Linked DNA regions of Mus musculus: region 2 is linked to region 1. A link is a loop called in an ENCODE intact Hi-C map of the cell type or tissue named here. Cell type or tissue: heart. All regions are shown on one strand. Each heading gives the region's core, and the rest is flanking DNA. Links, peaks and the distances in the headings are about the cores only. Region 1 holds the start of Zfp2 (zinc finger protein 2). Region 2 overlaps Adamts2 (a disintegrin-like and metallopeptidase (reprolysin type) with thrombospondin type 1 motif, 2).

The links. A loop is a pair of places that touch in the nucleus more often than their neighbours do. Peaks named below come from ENCODE experiments on the same cell type or tissue, not always from the same donor. Only the 100,000 strongest peaks of a DNase experiment are listed, where the experiment ranks them.
Region 2: it touches region 1 in a loop (2.7-fold over the local background); 2 of 42 quality-filtered maps call a loop at or near these places.

The regions. Positions count from the first base shown.
Region 1 is chr11:50,911,587-50,919,923 of GRCm38, reverse strand. Zfp2 (zinc finger protein 2) reads left to right here and starts at 3,748. Exons shown (of 6, transcript NM_001044698.2): 1 at 3,748-3,815; 2 at 7,523-7,644. In heart, for the core only: a CTCF peak has its summit at 3,654; a DNase peak (open chromatin) is centred at 3,753; H3K4me3 peaks cover 1,261 bases; H3K27ac peaks cover 880 bases.
Region 2 is chr11:50,642,442-50,650,778 of GRCm38, reverse strand. The region is part of intron 2 of Adamts2 (a disintegrin-like and metallopeptidase (reprolysin type) with thrombospondin type 1 motif, 2); the gene reads right to left. Among named protein-coding and RNA genes, the nearest start is that of Adamts2, 45 kb to the right of the region's middle. In heart, for the core only: no CTCF peak of the experiment used is centred there; DNase peaks (open chromatin) are centred at 518, 2,168, 2,438, 4,428 and 1 weaker place.

The DNA of each region.
Region 1 (8,337 bases), core at 138-8,137:
TCTGAGAAAAAAATATTCTTAGTGAGCAATAGAAAGCCTAAGTCTGTTCTTAGAGCTAGACAATTGTCCAGATACTTTGCTACAAATGGTAAAAGTATTACTCAGGCTAACATGTTTTTCAAAATCAAGTTGTAGTCAGTCATTCAAAGCCTTAAGATATAACTTAGTAGGTCTGTCTTTCTCAGGTTATAAAGTTATTTCATTACTATCATGTCCCATAAAAAAATGTAAAGACCTTTCTAATTTTGAAATATAAGTTTCCATGAAAGTCCTGAATAAGAGTTAAGAGAAATGTGTATTTCTAGCCTCTGTACTGTTCTAAGTTACAAAGCCTTTTACCTTTTCAGTACCAGAGCTTGTCCAATTAATAGCCTAGTTTTTGAGGGTTTTTTGTTTGGTTTGATTTTTGTTCTCTTTTCCTCCCTCCCATCCTGTCAGGACGTCACTGTTCAGCCCGTTTCCAATGTAAGATCTTCCTGCATCTGCCACTTGATTGCTGGGACCACAGGCAAGGGCTGTTACACTGAACTCTGGCTGTGGGGTTCTTAAGAGTGTGCACCTGTTCAGAAATTTAAATGCCTATCATATGCATTTTTATTTAGAAACAACATGGTTGGGATGAGAAAAAAACTACAAAGATATAGTTTCCCTGTACTGTTAGTAACAATGTTAGTATATTGTTGGATAAAATATTGTTGGATATAATGGGGGGGGGAGCTCATCTGACTGTGATCTAACAGCATCAAAACAAGCCAAATTAAGAAAAAGATTCATAGTTTTTATAAAATATTACTAAAATAGTTGTTAAGAAAAAACATTCACAAGGACCAGGAAAATAATAATGGAGGCGGTGGGCAGTCTATGGCAGACAGGGCAAGTTAGTGGCAGAGATCCTAATTCCCAGGATCGAACTACTTGGAAGTGTTATGGGTGGGGCTTAGGTCATTCGGGATGTACCCTTCAACTGCCTTGTGGGACCTCGCCATTTCTCCTTCTGCCTCCTGGAGAAATATAACTGAACAAAGAGGGTGTGGTCTAATAGTAATACACTGGGTGTGGAGCCATAGCAAGATCTGTTTACTCGGGCTCTTCTCTGCGACCCCAGGACTTAAGAGAAAATGATCTTCCTTTTCTCTGGGTATGATGGGATCAATTCTTGCAGGAGAATCTCATGCTATGCTCAGAGGAGAGAGCAAGGTGAGCTTTCTGCTTCTGTCTTCTCAGATGTTGAGGTACTATATTGTGCAGAGTATGTGTAGCATATCTTTGACTCTACCATTAACTATTAGGGTCACACATGTTCTACTAGGTCAGCAGTCTTTTCTTTACTGCAGTTCTCTTTCCATTTGAAATACTCCTCTAAATAGTCTCTTCATCTTAGAAACAACAAACTCTCTAGTCTTTAAAAATGGTGTCTATCATACTTATATCATCAAAGAATATGATCTACAGAGCAATTCTGTTACATGTGTGGCTAATTCCAAACCAATATAAAATCATATCTAGAAACTATTTTTCTCAGATTTTGGAGAACTATTTATAGGTGTCTATCAAACTTGTTAATTTTGTTTTTCAAAGATTCCACATTGGTAGTGTTGTTTTTGGTCAGCCTTTCTATCAGTTCCTGAGATGATAGAACAGAACTTGAGCCCTCTACATGAACAGTCACAATTCTTAACTTCTTAATCTCTCAAGCCCTCAATTGTGACATTTTTCATTTTCCCATATTTTTAAATAGTCCAGACAACTATGAAAAAAAAGCCAGACACTACCAGTAAAGAGCAATAAATTTTTATTCAGTATGTTGGCAATAGGGGTAGCCACTTGCATTAAACAAGAGCTCATCTCTGAATTAAAAAAAAAAAAAGCCAGCTGGAGACTTAAGCCAACAAGGAGAGGGCATAGTGGACACCAAAGAGGAGCTACCTGCTAAAGACAGCTCAGTAGTCCCAGAGCTGTGCACCGCAAAAGCAGTCAAAATGGCGGCAGGCCTCTTCTCACAACCCATACCATGTGAGGTGTCCAAAATGGGGACTCCTGTTAAAATGATGGTACCACCTTGCAGCCATCACGGGAGGTGTTCACAGTGGTGCACGCCTTTCCTGCCTCAGCAGCCTCAGCAGGAGCTGGCCCTCAAGAACTGTTCAACATGGCTACACCTTTCCTACTTCTGCCTACTGCCTTCATGAAGAGCTGTCCACGGTGGCAACACCTTCTTTGCTGCCTCAGCCCACAGCCTTGGTCAAACACCACTGCAGGAGATGTCCATAATGCCAGCACCTCCTCTCCAACCTACAGAGACGGTGCCTCAGTCAAAACCACCAGCGGCTGGGAAAAACATCTAACCCATGGGCCTGATGCAGGGAAAGGGGGGGTGAAAAAAGCCGCCAATTCCTGAGCTTCCCCCCCCCCACACACACACAGACACACAGACAAAACATCAATCCTTGAGCAGAAAATCCACTAATCCCTGAGCTCCCCAAATTCAGGACTTGAAATCCCACCAATCATCACTCTGGAAATCTCTGCCCTGGAAAGCCCCGCCCCCTAAGAGATCCTATATAAGCACTGCCACTTTGTCTAATTCCCTGTTGTCTGTTCCCTAGGATAGAGAGCAGCCATCCCTGGATTCATCCCTTCACACCCTGGTCCATCCAATAAATCTCTTTCATGAGATTCTTATGCCTGGTCAGAAGTGAAGAAGAAAAGAAGCAATGAAGAGAAGAAACGATGAGAAGGAGAGGGACTGAGGCTCCTGAGCTCCGCTGAGGACGCCATGCCCTGGTAGCTGCATCGCCTCTGCTGAGGAGGCTTCCTCTTAGAGCTATCTAGTTCCTCAGCTCCCATGTCTCAGGGTGCCCTTCTTTTGGGACATTGTCCCACCTCAGAGCTGTGTGGTTCCTGAGCTTCCGAGTCCCAGGAGATCCTCCCATCAGAGCAGAAACACAATGTCAAAGACCTAAGACGGAAGGTGTGGGATAAAAGCGGAAGGTGTGGGATAAAAGGAATTTGGGCACGCACGTTTGGCTAATAGGATTTTTGAGCCTCGTCAAAAAGTGGCCTCCAGATGCCCGTCCGACATTTGGTTCGGAACATAGTCTTTGTTGCATGGAATAGAAGTTTTACAGGCTGAAGCGAGGGGGAAAGGACCAAAAGTATAGAAGAAGGACTAGTTGGGAAGGATGGAGGTCAGTGAAAGAAGGGCACATGAATGAGGGTCGCTGGGGGTGAATGTGATCACAGTGCACTGTATTCAAGTATCATGATGTCAGATTTTAAAGAAAAAACGTTAAAAAACAAGCGGCCAGACAAGAACCCAATATTACAGTTTGTAACCTATCTTTCTATCCTAAGATAGGATGGAAATTATCCTAAGATATTCTCCAAGTTCCAAAGCCGTGGATGCAGCCGAAACTACCTTAGCACCCACGAGTTTCACTCACAGAGGTGGCTGGTTTTCCACAGTAACAATTCACCCAGCCAGTGCATCATTTACTACCTGGTCACAGAGCGCCGTGAAGTATCTACATTACATTAGTAGCTTACCTCTCATCCTAACCTCATGCAAGGGGGTGTCCAAGGTTCTCTTAATTTAGGAAAGGAAAAGGTTCTAGAACCAGTTTCTTTAAGAAAATAAGCTTAAGGTGGCAAACCTTGCCTGAGCACTAGGGGAGCAATCGCTGGCCCGCAGCCCTGCGGTTGCGCCTGCGCAACTGGAAGCCCTGTCGAGGGCTCATGGTCTTGTGGGAAATGTAGTCCCGCGCGCCCAGTGCGGCTGCCTGTGCCGCCAGCCTCTGGCTTCTTCAGTGACTGTGGTGAGTGCGCTTCCTCGGGCGGGTGGTCCACGGGCGGGGAGGCGGAGGCGTTCCCACTGGGAGCCCGGGGCTCTGGTGCCAAAAGAGCAGAGCCGGCCAGACAGAAAGGTGATCCTTCGTCCGCAAGGAGCACGAAGTCGCAGGTGCGCAGCTCACGCGCGCGCCAGGCCGCAGGACACCCTAACCGAGACCCCCCAGCTCGGTATCCCCCCGTACCCCGGGGTCATTCGCGCCCGACTGCTCTCCAGCTCTACCTGGCCGAGCAGCTCTGGTTCGGTATGCACTATGAATGCGTGGTAGACCCGCTCTCTGAAGCTTGGCAGGGCACGGGACCACAGTCCGGGGCTCTGGCCATTGTGTGCACCGCTGCTGGGGACCCGCCCTCTGCCTGCGAAGGAGGAGCTTGTAAAATGAGTCCTGAATAAGCAAGAACGTGCCCACCCTTTCTTTAAGTTCATTATTGGTCAACTAGAAAAATGTACGAGCGAAATCATTCGAAATTTGTCCTAAAGTCCATGTATTGTGTTATATGTATAAATAGAAACCTTTTGCTTCCAAAAAAAAAAAAAAAGATGTTAGTGCCTTTCCTCCATTCACCTTTAAAAATGGAGTTACAAAAGGCATTTTGTAAGATGCTTGAAGTGCATCTAAACCACCACCCAATGGAGATGAGAATAGCCTTAAGACACTAATTTTTAAGAGCAGTTAAAGCTGTCATTTTCACGAATGGTTCCCTTTGGACTTTTGGGCTTTTTTGTTTTTGTTGTGTTTTGTTTTTATTTTAATATTGGACATGGTACAGTTATGTCATTCTTTGTATTGCCTCTTTCCACAAAACCTTGTAGTGAAATTTCTAGGTCAACGTTATAATTAGACCTTTGGGCATCTCCTGTCTTATTCTTTCCAGAAAAGTAGCAGTTTCTAAAGATGGTTGCGGTGTTAAGAGTGACTGACGCCCCACATCAACTGGAAGTGCTGCTAGTAGCCTCTTAAGCTTTGGAGAGGTGCAAGCTAGGTGTGGTAGTGTGTGCCTTGAATCCCACAGAGGCAGGGGGATGAGTTTGAGGCCACCTGCTCCACAGAGTCTGGGCCAGCCAAGGCTACTTAGTGAGAAGACCCTCCTTCAAATAATATCCTTATGCTAAACTCCAGCCCATTTTATTCCTAACTTTTGCATCTGTTGTACAAACAGATGAATCTACAGAAAAGTTGCATATTGCTATAGTCATATAAACCTACATTTCACTTGTATGTATCTATGGCTGCATGTATGCATGGGTACAGGTGCACATATAGCCACATTCAGGTGAAGACCTGAGGTCAGGGCCGAGAAGCATCCTCCATCTTCCTCCAAGCCCTCGGGCATTTCATCCTCCTGCTTGCTTTCTGGTCCTCATGCTTGCCCAGTGCTGAGCCATTCCCCAGGGCCAGCTCCCTCCTCCTCCACCTCCACCATGTTTACCATAATTAGAGAGGCCTTCTGTTTCACTGCATCACAAAGATGTTCATTTATACTTTCTAGTAGAACTCTCATTCTGTTTTTGCATCTCTATTCTTTTCCAAACGACAACCCTTGCTATGTGTTATTGTATATTGAATCCTTTCTTGATAATGCCAACTTTCTTATATCCTCAGTCTACCCAGCCCACCCCTCTGCCTTTACTGTAGTAGGGGTCAAGTCCAGGGCCTCTACTGAGCTATAATAACTCAATGAATTATTCCTGAATTCCTATATATGCATGCTTTTTTTTCTGAACCGCATGTGCTGCTAGGATTGCAATTGTGCATTGGTGTTCCCTGTTGGTCTGTAACATGGGTGGGGGGGAGGTAGGGGCGGTGGTGGTGGTGGAGTCTGCCTGTTGTATTTACAGCTGTTCTCAGCATTGCTTAGCATGCCGCATGCCGCTATTCTCACAGTTGATGTTGACAAGATACTTAATTTGTCAGAGGTTCCTCAGTAATAGTGTTGGTTTGTATCAACTTGACACAAATTAGAGTTATCCAAAAGGAGGGAGCCTCAACTGAGAAAATGCCTCCATAAGATCTGGCTGCAGGGCATTTCTTAATTAGTGATTGAGAAGGGAGGGCCCAGTACATTGTGTGTGTGCTTGGGTTCTATAAGAAAGCAGTCTGAGCACGGCAATAAGCAGTGTTTCTGCATGGCCTCTGCATCAGCTTCTGCCTTCAGGTCCCTGCCCTGTTTGAGTTCCTATCTTGACTTCCTTTGATGATAAATAGTGATATGGAAGTGTAAGCCAAATAAAGGCTTTGCTCCCCAAGCCTTGGTCATGATCCCTCATTGCAGCAACAGTAACCCTCAGGCAGCTGTGTTCTAGTTAATGTCATTTAAAATTCTGGTGGACAAGTTCTTTTTCATGACTGTTAGTGTTGAATTGAAACAATGTGCATATGTTTATGTTGTAGTGTTACAATTTGATTATATTGTATCTGGTCAAATGAGACTAATTAGCATAGTCCTTTTCTTTGTGTTGGGAGCATTGAAGATGCTTTCTTCAGCTGAGTGTAACCTTGGCAGCTGGGAGCCAAAGGCAGGGGTTGAAGGTCATTGTCCATTACACAACATGTTCATGGCCAGCCTGGGCTGTGTGAGATCCTGTTTCAAAAAATGAAAAGGGAGACTGAAGAGCTGGCTGGGTTGGGAGAAGTGCTTCTGTGAATGTGTGACAACTTGAATTCAGAGGCAACGCCCATGCAAGAATCTGGGAGAGCTTTAGATGAACTCCAGGGCTGGGGAGGTGGAGCACAGAGGCAGGAGGATTACTGGAGTTTGCTGTCCAGCAGCCAAAGTCCAGGTTCAGAGACTGTCTCAAGGAATAAGGCAGGACACCAAATACACACACACACACACACACACACACACACACACACACGTGTATCTCTATATATCCACAAACACATGTGAACATACATACCACACATACATATTCACAATAAAAAAAAAATGAAAATTCCTTGCTAATTTAAAAATAGGCTGATGTGAATTAATTATAGCTGACCTTTTGTGCTGTGGAAGGTTAAAAGATAAGTCCCTTGCTTAACTTTATTCCTGTGCCTGGTAACTAACGACCCTCTGTGCCTGCCTACCCTTCTCAGTGTCCGGTATCCACTACATACTTTCTGCTTCAATGAGATCAACATATTCAGCTTCCACATGAGTGAGAACATCGGGTGTTCGTCTTAGCCAGAATTCTTTTAAAAGGCTAGAGACATGTCTGAGTGGTTAAGATTCCTTGCTGCTCTTGTAGAGGACCCAGGTTTTGTTCCCAGCACCCACATAGTGACTTAAAACTATCCTTTATGCCAATTTCAGGGGATCAAATACCCTCCTCCCACCTCCTCCAACAAACGTGGTACACATACATACATGCTGTCAGATCACTTACTGATACAAAAATAAAGCAAAAAAAAGTTATACGACATGATTAGCTAATAATTTTTCCATAATTAACTTTAAAATACTGTCATTGAGGTCTATAAACTGATTAGGAATGTATCGTGTATAAATTCAGGTCAAGGACAAATAGTTTAGAATCCTGAGCCATCCTACTCAGGAATACAGCATGCCTCTCCACTTGTTTATATACTAAGTAAGCTTAAAAGTTTATAGGTATAATATTTAACTGTATATGTGTCGACACCACATGCTTCTTATTTATTTGTAGGAATTTTATTTTTTGTTGCAGCAGGAGTCTCTCATGTCTTCCTTGCCGTCCCTCAGCTCCGCCCCTAGAGACTGCACATTTTCTAAGAAGGCCCCCCAGGAAGGAGGAAGGCAATGGCTGTTAGGCCTCTGCCATTGGCAGCTCAGGTGAGACATCATTGTCAGACATCTTTTACTCCCACAATGAGAATGGACTTGATTACAGAGGACAGAGATGTGTCAGAGTATTGGGTCCCTTCGCTGTCCCTCACCTGTGTTCCCAGCTGCTACTGGAGTTCTTGAATGGCACTCAAAGGCTAGAGAGGGGACCAAGGTCACAGGAGAGGTGGATGGGTGCTTCTAGAGCATATGGACCATCAGGAGTCAGAAAAGCCTAGGAAAGGGACGGTCAGAGCTATGAGAAGGAGGAAGTGTCCACCCATCTCACGGTCTGGGAAAGGATGCCACAGAGGATTTGCTGTAATGCAGGTACATGTTTCAATATGGAGTCTGTCTTAGCAGTTGTGTCATGTCGCTCCTCCATGGTGGTGATTGAGAGTCTGCCATGTACACAGCATGGTTAAGTCTTACAGCACTGGCTTCTGTTTAGCTATGATGAAGACTGCATCTCTCTCTCTCTCTCTCTCTCTCTCTCTCTCTCTCTCTCTCTTTCTCTCTCTCTCTCTCTGTGTATGTGTGTGTGTGTGTGTGTGTGTGTGTGTGTTTAGATGTACATGCCCATGTTTGCAGAAGCCAGAAGAGGTCACAGATATTTTCCTCTATCACTTCATGATATTTCTATGTTTAGACAAGGTCTCTCACTGAACTAGAAGCTCATCATTCAAGCTGTGTTAGCTGACC
Region 2 (8,337 bases), core at 158-8,157, 270 kb after region 1:
ATCCTGCAGTCCCAGGATGTCCTTTCGGTGACACCTATGGCTTCTCACTCACAGCACTCCCTGTAAGTGCTAGCCCAGACTCCCTCCTGTTCTCAGGGAGACAGTCTGGCCTCACTTTCCTCTGCTCTTGCTAGAGAAGGGACACATTATTGTGTTGCTTTGTCCTGACAGGCTCACACCTGCTTACAAAGTGCTAATCTTCACCAGAGGGGCTGGTGCACTACTCAGTCCTCGAAGTAAGTCAGATGAATGTTCTGACTCGCACATTAGGGTTCTTATTTCGGGAGGCTTTGTTTACTGATCAGGCTTAGACGTGAAGCAAACACTGGCATCTCAGCATGGAGCTGGCCTCCCTTTTACCTTCAGTGGCATGGGACCTTAGACTTAGGCAAATGCACAACACAGTCTGCCCTCACCATGGACTGGAATGAGCCAGCAGCTGGTGGCTGTCAGCCCAGGACACACATGGAACATCGCCTACCTATCACCAAGGACAACAAAATAACCGTGGATGGTAGGTCATAGCCCAGGGCAAGCATGGAGCCCCACCTTCTGTGACCATGGACAAGATGCCACTGGCACCAGATCACAGCCCTGGACACAGAGAGACATGGGGTTTCCATTACCACAGACAAGAAGGTGCCAATGGCTAACAGAGCCCAGTTCTGGACACACAAGGACATCAGCTTTCCATTACTATGGACATGGATGTACCAATGTCCTGAGAAAGCAAAACACAAGACAAGCTCATACCCCATCCCCCACCCCAGCTTTTTGTTGTTAAGGACAACATGTTAATGACTGCCAGATCACAGTCCAGGGAAAGGACTGCCCATTACTATAAACAAGAATGTGTCTATGGCATCAGATCATAGTACAAGACACACAGGGACATTGGCTTGCCATCATCATGGCTGAGAACATGCCAATAGCCTGAGAGAGCTCAGCCTAGAATGGGTGCAGGAATTGTCGACCAAGGTGATCTTTTTCTCTGTTGTTGGTATATTACTATGCTGACAGAGTGTGGGACCTTGTGTTGGCCAGACCTCTCATTACTGTGACAAATACAGAAGAGGTGCCATCTTTTAACTTTATTGCTTATTTAGAGACAGGGTTGCATGAAGCCTAGCTGGCCTTGAACTCACTATATTGCTGAGGATGACTTCGAACTTCTGATCCTCTCACGTCTATCTCCTGGGTGTTGGTACTGCATGCATGCACCACCTTGGCCAGTCCAATAGACATGTTTTAAAGGAGAGAAATATTCATCTTGGCTCATGGTTTCAGAACTTTTAGTTCATGGCCAGCTTCCTACATATCTCTGGGCCTAAGATGAACCAGAGAAAGTCAAGAAGCTTCGCAGTTGCTCACCTCATGGACCAGGAAACAGACAGAGTTGGGAAGAAAGGCCCAGGCAACAAGTGTAACCTTCAGAGTTCTATCCAGTGGTCTCCTTTCTCCAGCTAGGCAACACCTTCTAAAACAGTGTCATTAGCTGAGGACAAAGCTGTCAGTATATGAGCCTAGTACATGGGCAAGGGGTAAAAGAGGATGAGTAGGGTAAATAATTCCCTATTCAAGCCATAATAAGAAGCTAGAGTCAGAGCTGAGACCCCAGGAAGGCAGCCAGCTAATGGACTTCCTCTGGCTCGCTCAGTCCCATAAAGCAGAGATGAACACTCTCCAGATGCTGAACCTTCAGCTACCTCCCACCAGAGTCCTTCTTCTCCATCCAACCACAAGCCTCATCCTAAGAGTCTGTGTTCCCTTTCTAAGAGACAGTAAAGTCCCCTTCCTTTCACATGCCCTTCTCTGCAAGCTGGCCTCCGCTGCTGTCCTTCCCCACATCTGATATCCACATCTTCTGTCTCTCTTCCCAAAGGGCACTGGGGACCTTCATATCCCCTTCTTTTGGCCTCTCTCTGAAGCCCACTCAGTTTCCATGGCATCAGAGACAGCCGGTTTCCTCATACTCCATTGACCCTACAACACAGACTGCGTGTTCCCTTCAAAAGCCCACTTAACATTTACAGAAGCTGAGCAAACACCAGCAAATGAAGCAATTTCAGAATTCTCCAAGTCTCAGAGCACCCAGGTGGCCTCTGTGCTCATAATTCAGGGTGTTTGGTCTGGACCAGGATATCCCTGCCAAGTCTCCATGGAGACTAACTCTTCCTTTCTTGCCAGAGCCTGGCAGCTGTGGAAGATGACTGAAGTCCTTTTGCTAGGGATCTGAATGCATGTCTCCCCTCTGAAGTCCATATGTAATGATATGAGGAATGTGGGCCTTTGAGAAATGATGAGGTGCTGAGAGTCCTGCTCCCATGAAGAGAGACCCAAGAGTTTGCATGTCCCATCTACTCTGTGAGAACAAAAGTGAGGAGATGTCACTATGAACTAGGAGGTGACTGAACCAGCTGATATCTCGATCTGGGACCAGCCTCCAAATCTGGGAGAGACGAGGCCCAGCTGTACAACAGTCCAGATGGGCCAAGACAACCTTGGAGCTCTGGATGCTGACTGGAAGATGCTGATTACTGAGAGGGATACAGAAAAAATACAGAACTAAGATAGAGTCTCAAAACATCTAGAAATATTTGATGGGGAGACTAAAGTGCCGGGAGAAACAGATTCTTGCAGGAAGTCTGTGCTAGCTGGGAGAGGAAACTCATTTACGGCAACAGTGAAATTGAATATAAAAGCTAACAAAGTCTGAACTCAACTTGCAAAGATATTGAAGATTCACAAGAAATTAGCATGACAGGTTAACACAATAAAACTTTACCACTTGGGAGTTTTGTAAACTGCCCCATAAACAGTTCTCAAATTAATAGAATCACAATCACAAGTACTTTTTAACATGCTGCTATTGAGAAGCCAACATATCAGCAAGTCTAGGTGATAACCAAAGCTGTCACCAGAAGCAAATTCATAGCCTCAATGCTTCATGATTGTAAAACAGAACAAAAATAATGGGAAATTCACATCAAGAACACAGGAAGAGACCAAAATATATCAAAAGTAACTAAGATGATAAAAGATAATAACAGGGCATCAATTATAAAATATTTATATCTGTCACTGGACAAGAGAGATGGCTCAGTGGCTAAAAGTGTTTGCCCCTCAATGATGCAAGCCTTGTGACCTGAATCTGATCCCTGAGACACATATAAATGTGAAAGTAGAAAAATGACTCTACTAAGCTCTCCTCTGACCACCACATGTGTCCTACCTCCCATATAATGATGACAATGATGATGGTGATGGTGGTGATGGTGATAATTTTATTTATATATGTCACAAGGTGGAAAATGATCACCAACATAGCCAGTAGTAGCTTTTCAGTTTCCAATGCTGATGAAACAGCCATAAACTTCCTGACTTAAAACAACACAAGTTGTTCAAGAGCACAAAAGTTCAAAATAAGTCTTCTTCAGCTACAGTAAAGCTTGAGGAAGGGTGGGAATGGACTGAGATGCTTCTGGAAGCCATAGGGAGTACTGATTTCCTTTTCTTTTGTAGCTTCTGGTGACCTCTTTCTTGTATTACTTGGCTCATAGCCTCTTTCTCCTTCTTCAAAGCTGACATCTTCCAGCCTCCCCTTGACTCTGACCTCCACTTTTAAGAACACCGAGCTCAGCAGGATAATCCAGGATAATCCCCTCTCTTAAAGTCAAATAATGAATGACTGTTACTTCATGGGCCATCCTCATTCCCCAACATGATCAAACAAAGCATATTTGAAGATTCCAGGGCCAAGGACCTGAGCATTCTCGTCGGGAGACTACTGTCTCTCACATTATCTACACCAAGTTGGCAGAATTCATTCTCCTTGTTTTTCTTCTCTGCTTTCCTGGGGTGAGTTTTCTTATAAGTATATTTTCTTATACTTAAAAGCAATTTTTATAAGTATTTTGTATGCTGAGCAAAAGCATGTTTAATTGTGGTCTGAGAGATTTTAAAGGGCACAGCATCCTTTCCAGGTACCTGTTGGATTGCTTTTGTCACCATCTTTTTCTATGGTCTTTTTTCCTTGCCCTCTTGTCCATGACCTGCCTGAGGACAGGACAGACCTCCTTCATGCCTGTGTCCCTAACACTGAGCACAGCGCTTTTGGCATAATAAGCTTTTGAAAATACTTCTCACTTAGGACAAACCCCTTTACAAAGGGGCCTTGGTTCTGGAAGAATGATGTGCACGCTCAAATATGCACTTTAAAGCTGAGATCCAAATCAACACAATGATATTATTTAAGCATCCTCATACATAAAACCTAATTCGGAAACAGTCTGGGAAATGCAAGCCAGCAGACAGATAAAGTGTTATTGCTCTGGCCCTGGAGAGAACCCTTCATCTGCACAGAGCCAGAAGAAGGATGTGAGAAGTGGAACCGGCCCCACAAGCCAGAGGCAGGAGCGCGTTCTGCATGGGCTGAGTGCCAGCTCTGAATAGGGGCCTCCCCAGGCTACAGACAGCAGCTGCCTCTGACCAGACCTCCCTGTTGGGCTTAGACTCAAGCCCATCACCCTGGCCAAGGAGGATAAACTTGTCCCTGCTACAAGAACATCACACTGAGATGTGGGTAGAAGCTCTGGGGGCCTTGCATGCTCCTTCCTTTCAGAAAGGAAAAGAAAGCAAAGGGCATTGCTCAGAGACCCAGTGGCTTTATCTTCTAGATTGCTTTGTTATTTTGTTTATTACATTTATTCATTCTCATGAGTCTGTCCTGAGGCTGGGGCCCTCATCTGCTGAGCCATTTTACCAGCCCAAGTTATTTTCACTTCTCACTACCCTGCAAAACATCTGACCAGAGCAACTTAAGGATGAAAGGGTCTGGCTTAGCTCACAGTCTGGGAGCTTACAGTCCACCACAATGGGTAAGGCATGGCGACAGGCACATGAAGCAGCTGGTCACAGTGTATCCGCAGCCAGGAAACTGAGAGAGGTCAGTTCTGATACTCAGCTCACCTTGGTGCCACTCACACTCGGGTTTACAGTTCTGTAGTAACACCCTCACAGATATGTCCTGAGGTAGGTTTTAAATCCAACAAATTGGCAGTCAATATTATCTACACACCATCCTTGAATCTCATGGGCTGAAGAAAAGAGTTAGACCCAACTGAGGCAGACACACATATACATACATACACACACATACACACACACACACACACACACACACACACAGAGAGAGAGAGAGAGAGAGAGAGAGAGGACACACACAGAGAGAGAGGACACAGAGAGAGGGAGAGAGAGAGAAAGAGAGAGAGAGAGAGAGAGAGAGAGAGAGAGAGAGAGAGAGAGAGAGACATCGTCATTTGTGGGAAATGATGTGGTATTTTTAAATACAAAGAGATTGTGAAAAGAGTCAACCCAGCGTCATGCCAGCTTACCATTCTTTTGAAATGATCTCCGCTATGTTACTCTGGTACTCTGAGGCAAAGTGGCCTTTCCCAGCCTGTTTTTTGCCTATAAAGGGGCACCAAGCACTCATATGTTACTCAATGAGACACATTCTGACAAATGTACCCTTAGGCAAGCATGCTATTATGCATCCCAGATGGCCACAACATCACTATGTGACAGAATCTTATGGGACCATTGTCATATATGTAATTTAACAGTGATTAAAATGTTCCTATATGGCTTACAACTCCGTGAGTGTGTGTCTCTCTGTGTGTGTATGCATGTGTGTATGTATACGTGTGTGTCTTCTTTATGAATTATACCACAAACTATTTCCAGTTAGTCGTAAAGGAAACCTCATATTAGCCAGCACCACAGATAAATTCTATTGTTTCTGGCTGTCTATTCTTGACTAGGCTTACCCGTGTTTTTTACTAGCATTTCAAAGCAGAAATGTCAAAGTGTCAGGTGCTTGGGAGCTGTGTTGTTTAGTGTAGTAGCGATGAGCAGGGGAGGCTATTGAGAGCACAACATGTGACTGATCTGAATTGAAAGATGCTCTGTGTATAAAATACACAGCAGGATTTCAAAGACTCAATACCAAAAGCAAAGAAAAAGAAAAGAGAAAAGAAGGAAAATGAGGCTGGAGAAAACGAGGTCTAGTGGTTAAGAGCACTGGCTGTTTCCCCAGCACCCACACGGAGGCTCACAACCCTCTGTAACTCAAGTTCCAGAGTATCCAATGCCCTTTTCTGGCCTCCAGGGACACCAGGCACTTACGTGGTGCACATGCATACATACAGGCAAGACACCCATCCACATAAAATACTTTTAAAAAGAAATATTTCACCCAGAGTTCTGAAGTGTTGCTACAGATTGAAATGATAATATTTGGGGATAAAACTAGGCAGGCTATGGCTGCTTTATGGAATTATTAAGGAATGAAGGATCAAATGAAGACAAGAGGAGGAATCGAGATTTTACAGATTGTGAAGCTCAGGCTCCAAGCCATTGATTGCATCACTCATCCGAGATCTGACACCTAAGGGTTGGGTGACCCAGTCAGTTGGAATCTATCTAGGCCTCATACAGGCATGGGGGAGTCCCCAGAGCATATGGGGCACTGAGTCCATCTATGCAGCGAAGACTGAGTACGCAGGCACTGAGTGTAGCCAAGCAGTTTGTCCTGAGCATGCAGGGCAGCTAGGAGAGGGCTCTGGAGCCAATCACACAGAGACTGAAGACCAAAATCCTCAGGGGGAAAAAAAAACAACTCAGCAATGAGTTCAATAAGTTTTCATTTATCAAGAATAGACTCTTCTCCTCACATGATACATTTTTACCACTGTGTCCCCTTCCTCTGCTTCTCCCAGCTCCCCAGCTCCTGTATTCTTCAGATCCACTCCTCCTCTGTTTCCCTTCCAAAAAGAGCAAACCTCCGAGAGACAACAGCTAAACATGACAAAATAAGATGCAATGAGACAAGGCAAAAGCTCTCATATTGACGCTGGACAAGGCAACCCGGTAAGAGGAAAAGAGTCCCAAAAGCAGGCAAAAGAGTCAGAGACACACCCACTCCTTGTTAGGAGTCCATAAAAACACCAAGCTAGCATCCATAACATATTGACAGAGGGCCTGGTGCCGACGCAGGCAAGCCTTGTGCTTTCTGCTTTAGTCTCTGTAAGTCCATGTGAGCCCTGCTTAGTTGGTTCAGTGGTACATGTTGAATTCAGTAATATTTTAAGATTTAAGATTTATTTTATTCTCTCTCTCTCTCTCTCTCTCTCTCTCTCTCTCTCTCTCTGTGTGTGTGTGTGTGTGTGTGTGTGTGTGTGTGTGTTTTGTATGGTCATTTGTGTGTGCAGTTGTCCTCAGAGGCCAGAAGAGGGAGTCAGACCCAGTGATGCTAGAGTTACACATGGGTGTGAGCTGCCTAATGTAATGCTGGGAACTGAACTCTGGTCCTCTGGAAGAGCAACAACTGCTCTTACCACTGAGCCATCTGTCCAGGCCCAAGTTTAATGTTTTATCTTCCAGTACTGCTCATGTAGTTATTATATAACTCAAATCACACAAGTAGGCACTGTATACATAGTAAAGCCCTTGCCTCACAACAAAAACCAAAAGCAAACAAAACAATCTGCTCTCAAAGATAGACCTAACAACCCTAAATAAAACACTAGCAAATCCAAGCTAAAACTATACAAAAAGTTTAAAACACTTTCAACAAGGTAAACTAAATGCAGGCAGAGTAATACTCTGATTGATTGATTGATTGATTGATTGATTGATTAATGGTTTAATGTCAATTAATCCACCATGCTAGCAGAATAAGGAAAAACATATTATATAAATGATGTAGAGAAATATGATATAAAACCAATATTCATTCATGAGTTACAATGTAAAATTTCAGTTTACTAATATGGAAAGGAATTATGTCAACTTAACAAAGAGATTCTTTTAAAAAAAAAAACTCATAAACCTTCTTGAAACCTCAGGGAAAAAGTTTCGCAAGACTGGGAATGTGTCCATACAAATAAATATTGGAAATCCTACTGACAGTCTTGGAAAGTACAATAAGAAAAGTAAACATACAAGATAAGAAATGTAGGACGGTGGCTGCTCACGGCCAGCCTGATTGTGCAATGTGCTTCATTCCTAGAGCTGGTAAACTGGGTTCTGTGAGGTCAAAACACACAAACCTAACCACTTCTTGCAATAACATCTTGGGAAGTGAAACTATTTACAAACTATTTACAGGTAAATTAAATATATATATATATATATATATATATATATATATATATATATATATATAGCTGAAACAAAAACAATACACTTGGGGCCCAGTGAGGTGGCTCAGCAGGTAAAGACACTGCCACCAAGCTTGGGCTTGGTGACCTGAGTTTGATCCCTGGGATCCACGTG